Linked DNA regions of Mus musculus: region 2 is linked to region 1. Evidence: chromatin loops called from intact Hi-C (ENCODE). Cell type or tissue: heart. All regions are shown on one strand.

Evidence for each region. Hi-C counts contacts between places; a loop is a spot of excess contacts. Peaks named below come from ENCODE experiments on the same cell type or tissue, not always from the same donor. Only the 100,000 strongest peaks of a DNase experiment are listed, where the experiment ranks them.
Region 2: it touches region 1 in a loop (4-fold over the local background); 4 of 42 quality-filtered maps call a loop at or near these places.

What each region holds. Positions count from the first base shown.
Region 1 is chrX:38,629,957-38,637,956 of GRCm38, forward strand. It overlaps C1galt1c1 (C1GALT1-specific chaperone 1), which reads right to left and starts at 5,187. Exons shown (of 2, transcript NM_021550.3): 1 at 5,022-5,187; 2 at 827-2,167. The coding sequence starts at 2,161. The coding sequence ends at 1,211. It overlaps Gm52440 (a long non-coding RNA gene), which reads left to right and starts at 5,332. Exons shown (of 2, transcript XR_003953098.1): 1 at 5,332-5,473; 2 at 7,412-8,000. It also overlaps the pseudogene Gm18436. In heart, a CTCF peak has its summit at 4,909; DNase peaks (open chromatin) are centred at 5,025 and 5,175; H3K4me3 peaks cover 1,663 bases; H3K27ac peaks cover 1,102 bases.
Region 2 is chrX:38,185,348-38,193,347 of GRCm38, forward strand. It overlaps Zbtb33 (zinc finger and BTB domain containing 33), which reads left to right and starts at 4,446. Exons shown (of 2, transcript NM_020256.2): 1 at 4,446-4,735; 2 at 6,868-8,000. The coding sequence starts at 6,870. In heart, a CTCF peak has its summit at 4,401 (motif pointing left); a DNase peak (open chromatin) is centred at 4,454; H3K4me3 peaks cover 1,950 bases; H3K27ac peaks cover 1,406 bases.

The sequences.
Region 1 (8,000 bases):
ACCCACCATAAATGGAATCAAAACCAAACCAGTTATGTGTGATACAATCATGATTCTGGGGAAAATCTCAGAACTTTCAAAAGTAACCAAAACCAAAACAACAAAAGCCTCCACATTTAGCTTAGGTAAGTGAATCACTCAGATGAGCAGAACCAAGTTTTTCAAAATTTCAAAGGTGATGTGCACAGAACTCACTATCCACTAGGCATGAATACATTATATATGTAATCCAAGGTACAGCTCAGAGTTTGGTGGGGGGGGTGGTGGTTAAATGACTTTTTTTTGAGACAGGGTTTCTCTGTGTAGCCCTGGCTGTCCTGGAACTCCCTCTGTAGATCAGGCTGGCCTCGAACTCAGAAATCTGCCTGCCTCTGCCTCTCAAGTGCTGGGATTAAAGGCGTGCGCCACCACTGCCCGGCATGACTTTTTTTTATAGTCACATTCCAAATGCATGATATGAATGTTGAAGTACAGGGTTAATGGAAACTGTAAATGCTAAGAAAGCTACTTGATTAACTTTCAGGAATATTGCTTAACATATGTAAATAAATTTCACTTCCTCTCAAGGAAACAATTGAAGTCTTAACAGTGTTAATGAACACTTTCTTAATCGGTTGTATATTTAGGGAGAGCAAATCCCTTGGCACTGGTATGCCTTAAAGAATACAAAGTAAAGGAAACAACTGAGCACAGTGGCACACAGCATTAACACTAGCACTCAGGAGGCTAAGGAGAACTGCCAGTTCTAGGCCAGCCTGAATTACACAGTGAGACCCTGCTCCTAACTTTCTCAAGCATGGAGGCTCCCACAGAAAAGTAATAGAAACACAGGGCTACGAGTATTCTTTAATCACAAATTCTCTAGAGGTCTCATTTACATATATTACAAAGCTAAAATGATACATAAGTTTAAAACCAATAAGCAAAGATACACCACAGATTACAATGTCTATAATTTAGTCTTTATCACATAAATATACTTATAAATATGTGTTTGAAAAATTGCTATTTTTAAAACATTTATTTTTAATACATTTAAATTTCTCAGGAATGATATAAGGGAAAAACAGCATTCCATTTGACATTGTACAAGCAGACTTCAATGGGTAAAAGATAAGAAAAAGAATCATATTACTATGTTAGATCTGTCATCAATTAAAAATGATACCATGTCGTAATATAGTTACTAAATGCATGCTCTTGCTTTCTGTCAGTCATTCTCAGAACCATTTGGAGGTAAGAAAACCAATGCATCATTGAAAACATGTCCAAATGCCCTAAGCCGGTACACCCCATACATCATCACGTGCATCTGATTAGGAGTCAGTCCATTGAAAGTAACAGCCATATCAGAGCAACAGCCTTCTACTACCTGGTTTGGTTGGTTAGTCATTGCCTCTTTAATGAAAAGGCCAACGGATTTGGTATTAAACACATCTTTTCCATCGGCATCTTCGGCATTTTCTGCAAATACTCCGGCGTATTTCAGGCAGACCGCCAGCTGTTTATCTTCAGATATCTTCCAAATCATTCCTCCTTGTTCAGGACACTTTTCAGGAACACTGAGAAGACTGTTGAGTCTTTTCATTGATTCTATGCTTAAGACAATTCCTCCATCCACACTCACATATTCAAGGTCTCCAGATTTTACAGTGTGTCCGAGATAGAAAGGTTGGGATTGATCCTTTTTTAACAAAAAATATTTGAGGTTTTCAATAACAGCGAAAGTAGTGGGGCGTGCAAGGAAGAACCAGTTGTATTGGTCCCTGTATTGATCATAAGCATATTTGTAAGCTTTCCTCATCATCAACCACATGTCATTTGTGTCCATATTAATTGACTCAAACACTTTAACATTTTCAGAACTGAAGAATTCTGCTTTGTCACAGTGTTTGGTCCAAGTCTCCTTCACTGCAGCCCAAAGACTCACATCTTTGGGTTTTACAAGAACTATACAGTATACCCGGAAACTCTTACTGAGCTCCATGCGTTCAGCCTCTGAAATTTTCGAGATATCGTCTTTGTTAGGGGCTTGCAGATGGTGATGCTCATGGTGGTGCATTCTGTTTCCAATCCTAATGTGGCCTAGCATAGTGATCAAGGCACAGAAGATGCTTCCAAGCATCACACCCTTCAAAAAGGAACTGCTTTCTGAAAGCATTTTTTCCTGCAAAGAAAAAGACTTTTCAAATACATAGTCTAATAATTTTACTTGGTTATTTCTCATATACTTACATTTGTTCTTAATGTTTAAAAACCAAAGGTCCACATGCTTAAAATCAGGTGAGAAGCATACTGTGACAAGTACTCAGTATCCTTCCACTGGCATTGGGTCGAAACTGCAACATTATAGAAACTCATTCAAGGATTGGAATTTGTAGTGTGTGTGTGTGTGTGTGTGTGTGTGTGTATGTATGTGTAGAGGAGTAATTTTATCCATCATTTATTTAACAAAGTGGCAAGTGAAAGCATTAGCCTAGAAACTAATGTGATAAACAATGTTTTTCCATCGTTCTCTAAATATTTTGTATGGCAAACTTGCCCTGTTAGTACTTCTGGCTAATTATAAAAGAGCTTCTACATCCAGACCTGTAAGTTGAACAGATACTCAATTTAAACTCAAATTTCTCTTTTCTTTCTTCGTTTTCTTTCTTTCTTCCTTCCTTTCTTTCTTTCTTCCTTTCTTTTCTTTCTTTCCTTCTTTCTTTTCTTTCTTTCTTTCTTTCTTTCTTTCTTTCTTTCTTTCATTTTTTGGCTTTTTTTTTTGGCCCAGGGTTTCTTTGTGTTGCCCTGGCTGTCCTGGAACTCACTCTGTAGACCAGGCTGGCCTTGAACTCAGAGATCCACTTGCCTCTGCCTCCTGAGTGCTGGAATTAAAGGTTTCTCACCACCATACCTTAGCTACAGCCACCACAACTTCTGCCTCAGCTGCTGCCACCACCACCGCAGCCATCACCACCAGCACCACTGCCACCTCCTCCTCCACCATGACGACCATGATGATGATCACCACCACCACCACCACCAGTATCAAATTTCTCCTTCAACCTACTGCTTGATTTAACTGGTAGTTAATGTCCTGAGGTATTTTAAGCAATCTAAAACACATTTCATGTGGTTAGTAGCATATGTTATAATTAACACTCTGCCCCTAAGACTAAATGTCTTACTACATAGTATATCAATTAATGATGTAATAAAAGCCCACGATGGAAAGTTGTTTGGAGAAAGAAGTCAATATAGGCATTATTTGGGGAACATTTGTGACTATTTTTAGCTCCTCGAAAGATACTTAATTCCTTGAGAAAGTTAAAAAATAAATAAAAAGGAGGAGAGGGGAACCTTCTGTATTTTAATTTCAATTAGAAAGTGGAAGGAGAGCCAATGTAAACAAAACAGCTGACAATATTATGGTTTACATTGTTGCTCGTCAAGACTGAATGTTCCCCAGTCTCTTCTGCAACTCTTCAAAGTTTCACTGGACTCCTTCTACTTCCACGGTGTCTCTTACGGTTGAAAAGGACCTTAGAAGCTGTTACCTGAGGTCATTTCTCTCATTTAAAGAATATGTCCAGTTATGTGTCAATTTAAAAAAAATGGGGCTGGAAAGATGATTCGGTGGACCTGAGTTTCCTGAGGACCTGAGTTCCATACCCAGTGCCCATATAAAAAGCTGGGCAAGGCAGGAAGCCATGTCTAACCCCAGCACTGTGGGGTTGGAGGCAGGAGCTCATTGGGGCCTGCTGGCCTTCAACATATTTCCTGGTTCAGGAAGAATAAAGGGGAGAGTGATAGAGCAGGCTACCAAATGTCTGCCCCATCTGACCTTAATACTCAACGCTGGGACCCCCTCTAGTGTCACACAAAGACTTCTTTTAAATGGGGAAATGGAGAACCATAAAGGTTAAATAGCTGATCTAAAGTCACAAAGGCTATCAGTGGTAGAAGTGACCTATAAACGCGACATGTGGATCTAGTAAACATAATTGATGCTTGCACCAAATTTTCCCATAATGCTACAAGGATACTACACTGACCCTGTCTCCCCCCTTCCTGTCCCCTTTTCTAAGATGTGAGATAGGGTTTCACTATGTATCTCCAGCTGATCTTGAACTTGTGATCCTCTCGTTTCATTTGTCCATGTGCTGGTATTACTTGTGTGTGGCAACACTTCTGGCTCCTATTGTTTTCTTATAAAAGAAATGAACTTTGACTTTTACCACAAAGACAGCTGTTTGAAGGACAGGTGCAGTTTCTAAGAGTGTGTGGGGAAGTGGGTGGGGGAAGGCAAGATGGTAGTTTCCCTCTGTAATCCAGAGAACTTGGTCAATAAACACTTCCCATAGGAAAGGAGAAAGAACAGAAAAGCTATGCCTCAAAACAGCATTGTAAAGTTCACCTTTATATTACTTGTTATAATTGCAGTTCTTATCACATGATCATTATTTCTGGCCAATACTCAACAATCCAGACAAGTACCTTCATATGATTTTGTGTCAAAAATTTCCAGAATTTTTCCTCCTAACGGCAAAAATACTATTAAAACTCAAAACGTCTACTAATTCTACACAAAATTATTTGTACAAATTATCCTAACATTTTTTTTTCTCCGCTGAGGAATTAAAAAAAAAAAAGTAACACCAACAATCCGCACGATGGGATATTTTTGTACAGAGGAGGGAACTTAAAACGCACACACAAGAGAAAGCAGAAAGTATGTTTTTGCGACAAACTTTCTTTCTTTTTCTGTTTTTAGAAGGAGAAAGTGGATGGAGATCAAAATGGAGACTGGGTACCAGGATGGATATCAGTGTCCCACTGAAGGGCCAAGGGAGAAGCTCTCGGAAGGCTGCTTTCCCCACTCCCGCTGGGTCCTCCCGCCGCACCTGCCAAGGCATCCCTAGTGGAGCATGCTGGGAACGGGCTAGGGCCCAGGCTAGGGCCCTGGCCTTCCCAGGGGAGGGAGGGAAGCAGTAGCTCTGGGTTGTGCTTGAAGTGGGGGCCGAGGTTTTGGCACTCACCGCATCTAGAACGGCTCCAGGGCAGGAAAGCGCTGCCTCACGAGGCTTGGACGTGAGAGGTCCAAGGCCCACTCTGTTACGCTCGGAACCAGGCTGCTCTAGACGCAGGCGGTATCCTCTCGTTGGTGTCATTAATGACGGAGCAACAGAGGAAGCTGACGAGGGTGGGGGCGGGGCGGGGCGGGGTGGGGCGGGGCGAGAGCTGGGAACGGCGTGGGGGGCGGGCTCCGTGAGACTCGGAAAGGGCCCGCCCCGACATGCTCAGCTGTACCCAATGGGATGCCCCGAGGGGCGTGCGTGTTTTAAGGCCCGCCCACGCTCCCTTCCTCGGTCTGCCTACGGGCGTGGAAACTGCCGGAGTGCGGAAGAGAGCTGCTGCTTACCTGATGTAGATTTCTAGATCATTCCTCTAACCTACTCTAATGTGTTGGTACCCTTGTGGTGACAAGAAGGTAATTCCTCCCAGTATTCCTGGCCTGGAACCAAAATGCAAGTCATTGAAATTGTCATCGCTTTGGGGAGCAAGAATTGGCTGTGGTTACACGGGTGGTAGGTTTCGAAGCCACATAGCCTAGAAGTGATCCTTCAGCCAAGTGCTTTGCTATCCTGGAGAAGTGACTTCATTTTCACGCTGCCTCTGTTCCTTCCTTTGTTGTGTTTGGAAAATATCTCACAGGTTATCAGTTAGTGTACATAACTCCCCTAGCAAAAGGTGAAGTGTAAAGTAAGCATTCAGTAAATGTTGGTTCTGTGTATTCCACCCTGTATTGCTAGCAGATAGTGCCAGGATGCAATAAGCAAATATTTGAGGAGTTAATGAGTGTTAGAAATACAGATGGAGAACCAAGCCCAGTACAGGATAAGGGGTGCTTTCAAAGGGCTAGCCAATAAGTCAAATGCAGAGTTGAGTGTAGACTCCAGGTCAAAGTAGGACTACAGAACCCCCCAATAAATACCTAGTCTCATTTTTTTTGTTTGTTTTGTTTTTTGTTTTTTCGAGACAGGATTTCTCTGTATAGCCCTGGCTGTCCTGGAACTCACATTATTATTATTATTATTAACAGAAATTATTATTCTGTAGACCAGGCTGGCCTCAAACTCGGAAATCCACCTGCCTCTGCCTCCAAAGTGCTGGGGTTAAAGGCATGCACCACCACTAGCCGGCATACCTAGTCTCTTGAAGTGCTCTTTTGTAGCTGGTGCTATTCGGTCACACTTGTAATGCCAACACTAGGGAGGCCAAGGTAGAAGGACTAGCAGTTAAAGGCCAGCCTTATAGCTATTCAAAAGGTTCTGTCACTAGATTTGGTTCGGGGAACACCGAGAAGTGACTTGGGCCTGAATTCCTGGAAACTCATACATTTGAGTGGTGACTGGCAATGCCTTAAGTACAATGGAAAGTTCAGGAAGTCTTGTAATGACATCTAGATTGCAAGAAATTACTATTCTGGCAGTAGTATCTTAATCGGGGTGTCATATTCCTGACAAACCTTGCTTTTCTTTTTTTGGGGGGTGGCATGTTTGTGTTTGAGCTAAACACATTCCCAGTGTTCAGTGCTGTTTACAAGGCAAAGACAAATGGAGTGGTTCTGTCTGTGTCCTGCACATATTCTACACGGGCCTGGTTTTTCTGCAGCAGGCCTTTGAAGAGGGCTTTGTCTTTGTGCTATGCATTAAGTGCCTTTCCTTTTTCCTCTTCACGGCTGGCATCCAATTTATCCATATCACAAACAAACAAACAAACAAAAAAACCAAACACCACCTCATATTCTTCCACAAACTCTTTGGCCCACATCTTCCTCATCTTTTCCCTCAGCATCTGCCTTCTGTTTCTCCAGAGACTTGTGAAAGTCATGAATGGGAACACTGTTGGACTACTTTGTTTCAGTCTCTCCAGTAATCCCTTCTCAGTGGCACTGTGAATATCAGTGCCTCTCCCCTCTCTTCTCTTCTTCCTTTTTCCTTTTTTTTTCCTTTTTTTTTTTTTTGCCCTCTTACTCAAAGGATCAGCTGTCCTCCATTACAGTGAAAGTTTTCTCATTTGAATTAGGTACTGGGTTATTTTTGCCAAATCTCTATTTACATTTGTGTTGAATGAAGCCCGGCCAGTGAATTCAATTTTCATCTATTCATTTCCAATGCTTTCTCATAGATTTCCTAAACTGGACTCATTCCCAGAGACGGCTAGGAAAAGTTCCTCGTTTTATAGCCTTCTACGGCCAGCACTGCCCTCTCTCTTTGCTGGTAGCACACTATTTGACAGGGAGTGAGTGTTGATTCTTTTTTTCCTCTCTGTGTGATTATGTATAATTAAATACTTATGTTAGCAATGAAAATCAACACATGGTGCAGCCTTATAAAGATTGAAACAACTGAAGTTTCCTTTGTAGATTGAAACGAGTGGAATTTCCACACCAGTGGGAAGTTGAAGACAGATCAAGAGCACTTTGTCTACTGCTCATCCCTTAGCCAGGTCGTATAGGTGAGATGCAACCGGCAAGTGCTGAAAATGAACAGACACAAAGGTTTACAAAACAACCCTGAAACCAAGACTCTCAAGCAGTATTGAAGTTTCCTCTGAAGAAGAAATCCTCATTTTATAATCTTTCAACGCACTATCCTGGATAATTTCTTTGCCGGAAGAATTTTGTTTTTCTTTTTTGCTGGAAGAATTTTGTTTTTCTTTTTTGCTTTCTCTCTCTCTTTCTCTCTCTCTCTTTCTTTTCCCATTTTTAAGGATTAGTTTTCAGCCTGCCAATAGTGGTACATGCCTTTAATCCTAGCAGTCAGGAGGCAGAGGCAGGAGGATTTCGTGAGTTCGAAGTCAACTTGGAAAAAGAGAATTAGTTTTCTTTTCCTTTTTTTCTTTTTTAAAGATTTATTTAATATATGTGAGTACATTGTTGCTGTATTTAGACACACCAGAAGAGGGCTCCAGATCTCATTACAGATCATTGTGAGCTACCATGTGGTTGCTGG
Region 2 (8,000 bases), 440 kb before region 1:
AGAATAAAAGCTCTTTGCCTTTGCATACTATTTGAGTCTGGTGTATCATTCTTTGGTGAAACCAGACCCTTACAAAAAAAATGAAAACAAAACAATCTAAATTTAAAAGACTATAGTGGTAATGCAAAACAATACTATATTTAGTTCTTCTCTCCCAAGTCCCATTTCATATCTGGGGCAGGAGAAGGAGTGGGGACCTTTATACCTAAGAAAAGGACCCAAGAATGAGTGAGAATCTAAGGCAGAAAAAGAGGTGAATAAGGAAAGGAAGGGACTTTTGTGGATACATTGAAAATAGGAATGAAAGGGGTTCAAGGGAAGTAGAACAGAAACGCGAAAAGACCAAAGAGTTCTCAGAAATGCAAATTACTCAATTATGCCACACTGAACTCAATCTCTTTGTCCTAAAGGTTTTGTCTGGGCTTGTAGCAGGAGATAAGCAGAAGAAGCTGAAGGGGTGGGGGAGGCACAGAGAAGCTGCTAAGGAGCCATAAACAGAAGTAGCAGAACTAGTTTTCAGACTCACCAATGGTTGAGGTCATTAGCATTCCAAAACCCAACCAAGATCCCAAGCTAGAGCAGTGATTCCCCTGCCTGGGAATGTACATATTAGCAGAGTTTGCTGGAGTTCTTCCCACTGGGAACTTTGGAACAAAGCATTGGAGATAGAAAAGTCACTAAACCAGGGCACACACTCACCAGGTGATGCTCTGATGGCTCAAGCATCTTGTAGAATCACACAAAGTTACAATAAACACTGCAAGTATTTTGGTAAGTCTTGCCCAGGTTCCTGAGCCCTCCAGCCAGGGGCAAGGTATATGTGCATAGGTGTAAATAGGCTGCCATTGCATCCAATCCACTCAGCTCTTCATTCTCCCATTTAGCTTGCTAGGTCTAAACTGAATCAGAGACCACGATTTGTTCAGCCTCCAATGCTTATAATACCTGAAGGACAAGAGGCTGGGCCATATGTGAAGTGAACACTTCACACAGTGGCTGTAGCAGTTCTATTTATGTTGCAGACATTTTCTGTGAGTGTATATTATTTATTTTGTAATATTGGATGATGGCTGTCTCTTGTACCATGTGGATGCCTACTGTGGACACTTACTGGGCTCATGCTGTGTCACATGCATGTTCATAAAATATGCACAGTTGTGTGAATATATACATTATATAGCAATAGCACACATAAAGTCACATACTTTCCTGTATCTATCTGAATGAAAAGGAAATTTTTAATAAGAAAAGAGAAAAAGGACAAAATGGTAAGAATATTTCTTACACAAATTTGGAGGATACTTTGTAACCAACAATGTGTTTATTTTGGGTTTATAGGATTCCACAAAAGAAAATATAGTAGTTCAAATTTACAAAATCAAACAAATGAAAATAGAGTATTTCAAATAAAGAACAATTTATTTATCTATTTATTTATTTATTTATTTATTATATGTAAGTACACTGTAGCTGTCTTCCAACACTCCAGAAAAGAGTGCCAGATCTTGTTACGGATGGTTGTGAGCCACCATGTGGTTGCTGGGATTTAAACTCAGGACCTTCAGAAGAGCAGTCAGTGCTATTAACTGCTGAGCCATCTCTCCAGCCCCGAACAAATAATTTTAATATATATAAATACTGTTTTAATATAAATATTTCTCATAATAACTCTGAGTGTGACAAGTTGGCTCAGTAGATAAAGGATGAAAAGCCTTTTACAACCTGAGTTCAAAATTTAGAACCCAGACTGGCCTCTAACTTATAATCTTCCTGACTCAGCCTACCAAGGTCTGGTCTTATAGGCAATCACCATGCCTGACCTAAAGCTTTACTACAGGGCAATTGTGATAAAAAACTGCATGGTACTGGTATAGTGACAGACAAGTAGACCAATGGAATAGAATTGAAGACCCAGAAATGAACCCACACACCTATGGTCACTTGATCTTCGACAAAGGAGCTAAAATCATCCAGTGGAAGAAAAACAGCATTTTCAACAAATGGTGCTGGCACAACTGGTGGTTATCATGTAGAAAAATGCGAATCGATCCATTCCTATCTCCTTGTACTAAGGTCAAATCTAAGTGGATCAGAGACACTGAAACTTATAGAGGAGAAAGTGGGGGAAAGCCTCGAAGATATGGGCACAGGGGGAAAATTCCTGAATAGAACAGCAATGGCTTGTGCTGTAAGATTGAGAATCGACAAATGGGACCTCATGAAACTGCAAAGCTTCTGCAAGGCAAAAGATACTGTCAATAAGACAAAAAGGCCACCAACAGATTGGGAAAGGATCTTTACCTATCCTAAATCAGATAGGGGACTAATATCCAATATATATAAAGAACTGAAGAGAGTGGACTCCAGAAAATCAAATAACCCCATTAAAAAATGGGGCACAGAGCTAAACAAAGAATTCTCACCTGAGGAATACTGAATGGCTGAGAAGCACCTGAAAAAATGTTCAGCATCCTTAATCATCAGAGAAATGCAAATCAAAACAACCCTGAGATTCCATCTCTCACCAGTCAGAATGGCTAAGATCAAAAATTCAGGTGACAGCAGATGCTGGCGAGGATGTGGAGAAAGAGGAACACTCCTCCATTGTTGGTGGGATTGCAATCTTGTACAACCACTCTGGAAATCAGTCTGGTGGTTCCTCAGAAAATTGGACATAGTACTACCGGAGGATCCCACAATACCTCTTCTGGGCATATATCCAGAAGATGTTCCAACTGGTAAGAAAGACACATGCTCCACTATGTTCATAGCAGCCTTATTTATAATAGCCAGAAGCTGGAAAGAACCCAGATGCCCCTCGACAGAGGAATGGATACAGAAAATGTGGTACATTTACACAATGGAATACTACTCAGCTATTAAAAAGAATGAATTTATGAAATTCCTAGCCAAATGGATGGACCTGGAGGGCATCATCCTGAGTGAGGTAACACAATCACAAAAGAACTCAAATGATATGTACTCACTGATAAGTAGATATTAGCCCAGAAACTTAGTATACCCAAGATATAAGATACAATTTGCAAAACACATGAAACTGAAGAAGAATGAAGACCAAAGTGTGGACACTTTGCCCCTTAGAATTGGGAACAATCACCCATGGAAGGAGTTATATAGACGAAGTTTGGAGCTGAGACAAAAGGATGGACCATCTAGAGACTGCCATATCCAGGGATCCATCCCATAATCAGCCTCCAAACGATGACACCATTGCATACACTAGCAAGAGTTTGCTGAAAGGACCCTCATATAGCTGTCCCTTGTGAGACTATGCCGGGGCCTAGCAAACACGGAAGTGGATGCTCACAGTCAGCTATTGGATGGATCACAGGGCCCCCAATGGAGGAGCTAGAGAAAGTATCCAAGGAGCTAAAGAGATCTGCAACCCTGTAGGTGCAACAACATTATGAACTAACCAGTACCCTGGAGCTCTTGACTCTAGCTGCATATGTATCAAAAGATGGCCTAGTCGCCGTCACTAGAAAGAGAGGCCCATTGGACATGCAAACTTTATATGCCCCAGTACAGGGGAACGCCAGGGCCAAAAAGTGGGACTGGGTGGGTAGGGGAGTGGGGGGGTGTGTGTGGGACTTTTGGGCTAGCATTGGAAATGTAATTGAGGAAAATACATAATAAAAAATATTTTAAAAAATAATGATAAACAATACAAATATTATTGCCTTTCAAGGTAGGGCTCATTTGACACTATTTGGTTTGTTATTCCTTCTCTGTAGTTCTATACTTTTAAAATACTTTTATTCGTGTGTATGTACCTGCCGAGCCCTCTGAAATGAGAGAAACTTGTCTTATCTGCTTTTCTATCCCACAGGGCCTGGAGTATATTTGCTGCAGATCAAATGTGATCTCTATGTTAATAGATATGCAGTTAACAAGATATTGCATGCACCATTTAACATTCGATTAACAAGAGTTATCAGAACACAGGTTTCTTCTTAAAAGTAGACAGTGTAATGTGGTTTTCTTGTTATCCTACAATTTGAATTAGTATGAGTTAAATTTTAGTATGCAGATTGTATTCAAGGTGGCTTGTTATCCAAGCAACAGGCTAACAGGGCAGACTTCAAACATGCAAAAGAACTGGAATTTATACAACCTCTGAACATTTTTAAGCCCTCGGGACTTAAGGGAGTTTGAACAAACAAGACTAGCCTCCCTGCCACTCCTAACAGTGTCATCGGATCTTTGTCTGTCTCACGGAGCCGAGCTCTTAAGAGAATCACAGAACACTTAGAAAAATGCTTCGCAGTCACGGAAAGAGCCGAAGGCGGGCTTCGCGCTCTTCCGGACAACCCCGGGCTGCTCTCGGAAGAGGAAGGCGAGGAAGCCACGCCTCCCACGCTGCGCCCTCTGTCGGCGGAGCCCGGCGCCCGAGCCGCGTCCGTGGAAGCCGCTTTGACGTCGGCGGAAACTGGAGCGACATTTAAAGCGGCAGCAGCGGCGCTGCGGAGTCCGGCTGCTTGGGGTAGGACTCTGACCCTGCCTCGGCCCCGAGGAGGAGAAAGCGGCCGCCGCGGAGCAGGTGAGGAGTGGGCTGGGCACCGGGCCCGGGAGACGGAGCCCGCCTACGCCTTCCATGCCCTGGCCGCGCCTACGCTTGCGGCCGCCTCGCTTGAACCAGGAAGCAGCGGAGCCCGAGGCCTTGGCTCCTCTGCTCTTTCTTTGTGTGGGTCCCGGAGCTCTACCAAGAGAACCGGTAAGGCGCGGCGTGGTCCCCTTCTCTGTCCAGTGCCAGAGGCACCCGGTACCCTTGCATAAGCCTTAGGGCGTGGGGGACGCCGCCAAGTACCCACTTGGCTTTCTCCCTCTCCATTCGTCCGCTTTGGGGGGCGGGGAAGGGGGCTCTTTTCCCACCTCCCTACTAGTTTGATTGAGCTTTACTATGGGGCCCATCCTCCTCTTTAGATCCTTCTTTGGACACAACAATGCTTCCGGCTTCGCATGGCCCGCTACCCCCAACAGAGTACCCTTAGGAGCTAGGCCTACTTTCTTCAACACCCCTCAACCCCCCTGCCTTCGTTCTGCTGTTTGCATCGCCATCCCTGTTTGTGTTTTCACGTGAATTGACGTTTAAAAGCTCAGTTGCACCAAAGTTCAAAGGAAGAAGAGGGAGATGGTGGAAGAGGGAGAGATGGACAACAGCTGCAGGGAGCCCTGTAGTGTTGGTTTGTTTCCCCCCCTCTGGCCCGTGGCATTTTTCTCTTCCCTACTGTCACCAGCCTTCTAAACCAGCCAACAACCAAAGATGTGTTACACAATGCTATGAGATGCCTTTTCCGTAGGCAGGTCGCAAATCTCTGGGGAGGAAAGGTTTGAGACCCACTTGGGGTGATCCTGGGCTAACCCTGACCAGCTGGATACCTAATCAAAATGAAACCAGGTCCCAGTATCACCTAGACACCTACATTTGAATCATTCCCATGTTGGAAAAAAAAAACCCTTATTTTCCAATTATAAAAATCATGTGGCCATATACAGAAATCTCTCCACTTGAAAGTGGTTTCTGTTGAAACCTTCATGTTTTGGATTGTTGGCAGATTGTCTAAAGGTCACACTTTGTGATGAATGCCTTTGTGATTGCCTGTAATTCCTTGGTGCTGTTAAAATGGAGTAGCTAACATGGTTTTAATTTTTGGCTTTTAGACTTTTAAAGTTATGATGTTTTAAATACAGAGATACTCATGCCTCCCTTGTGTGTTTATATGTGAGCATGTGTGTGTGTGTGTGTGTGTGTGTGTGTGTGTGTTTGTGTGTGTGTGTGTAAGTACCAGGTGACAGTGACATTCTTTAGTAACTTATTAATAAAATAATTCTCTACCAAATGTACTTAGCAAGGAATGGTTAATATATAATATTTGTATAACATGTGTTTTGTGCTTATAAGTATTTTAATATGCATATGGGTCCTTTGCACTTCAGATGCACTCTGAACTCAATAGCTTCCGTGAAATGCCAAAAGAAAGTGTTTGGAGTGTCCCACAGCAGCAACAGTTGCCTGCTTCTCTGTTGTAACTAGTTACTGTTTTTGCTTGCACTGACTCCTTTGAAGAGAACTGGGTCTTCTACAAGTGAACATCATTCTTTACCAACAACATATGTTTGCAGTTTTTATGTAAATAGGCACCGAGGAGGGGCGCTCTCCCTTTCTGTTTGTTTCTTCACTAGAGTATGTGTTGACTTCACTTGGCACTCTGTCTAACGCTGCATCTCTACAAAGTGCAAGGCAGAATAGAAGGATAAGGGGTAGGTAGAAATAATGGGAAATTGTGAGGCGCTAATTGTCAGTGTCCGTAATTGGCCTTGGCTGTGAGGGTGAACTTTTGAATAGGATGTAACTAATAAGATTAGAGGTGAAGTTGAAGGGTATAAATTTCAGACTAAATATTAAACACACTAAACTTTTCTGGCATTTGAAGAAGTAATTCATATGCTTAATGGTGAAGATTTTTCTTAAAATGAAAAATTCTTATCTCTTGAGGAAAAATGAAGTAAAGTTGGGACTAGGAAAGTGAATTCTAAGTTTAAAAGGGTGATTAGTGGAAATGCATTTTCCTGAATTTCAAAGGAAGGCGACCAAGGAGATTATTGTTCAGATCTGCATGGCAATTTCAAAGTTTCTTGACATTTCTCAGAGTAAGTCCTAAGATTTGACACACAGTCAAAAGCTAGTGTATGTAAGAGCATGTTTAAAGGTCAAGATTTACACCAAATATTGACTAAAATGTAAACTGTTTACCATACCTATGCCTCACATTTCGAATAGTCAGGTACTTTGGGGTTTTTCCCTCCCTAATCCTCCCCTCTTTCCCTCTTCTCTTTCCCTTATAGGCATGGAGAGTAGAAAACTGATTTCTGCTACAGACATTCAGTACTCTGCCAGTCTGCTGAACTCCTTGAATGAACAGCGTGGCCATGGTCTCTTTTGTGATGTTACTGTTATTGTGGAAGACCGAAAATTCCGGGCCCATAGGAACATCCTTTCAGCCTCGAGTACATACTTCCATCAGCTCTTCTCAGTTGCTGGGCAAGTTGTTGAACTAAGCTTTATAAGAGCTGAGATTTTTGCAGAAATTCTGAACTATATCTACAGTTCCAAAGTTGTCCGTGTTAGAGCAGATTTGCTTGACGAGTTAATTAAATCAGGGCAGTTACTAGGCGTGAAATTTATAGCAGAGCTTGGTGTCCCACTGTCACAGGTTAAAAGCATATCAGGTACAGAACAGGATGGTACTGCTGAGACCTTACCTTCTAGTTCTAGTGACAAAAGCCTTGACATGGAAAAATCAAAAGATGAAGCCCAAGATAATGGGGCTACAGTAATGCCCATTATAACTGAGTCTTTTTCACTATCTGCTGAAGATAATGAAATGAAAAAGATCATTGTTACTGACTCAGATGATGATGATGATGACGATGTCATTTTCTGCTCTGAAATTTTGCCTGCAAAGGAGGATTTGCCAAGTAACAACACAGCAACACAGGTCCAGCCTAACCCAGCCTCTGTTGCTATTTCGGAAGTGACACCTTGCGCTAGCAATAACTCGCCCCCTGTAACAAACATCACACCTACTCAACTTCCCACTCCTGTGAATCAGGCAACTCTAAGCCAAACACAAGGAAGTGAAGAATTGCTAGTGTCTTCAGCTTCAACACATCTGACTCCTAACATTATTTTGTTAAATCAGGCTCCACTTACTGCACCACCGAGTGCCAGTTCTTCACTCCCAAATCATATGTCCTCTTCAGTCAATGTCCTTGTACAGAATCAGCAGACGCCTAACAGTGCTGTTTTAACAGGAAACAAGGCTGAGGAAGAGGAAGAAATTATAGATGATGATGATGACATCATTAGCTCCAGTCCAGACTCAGCAGTCAGTAATACATCTCTGGTCCCTCAGGCTGATAACTCCAAAAGTACCACTTTAGATGGATCATTGACACAGAAGATGCAGATTCCTGTA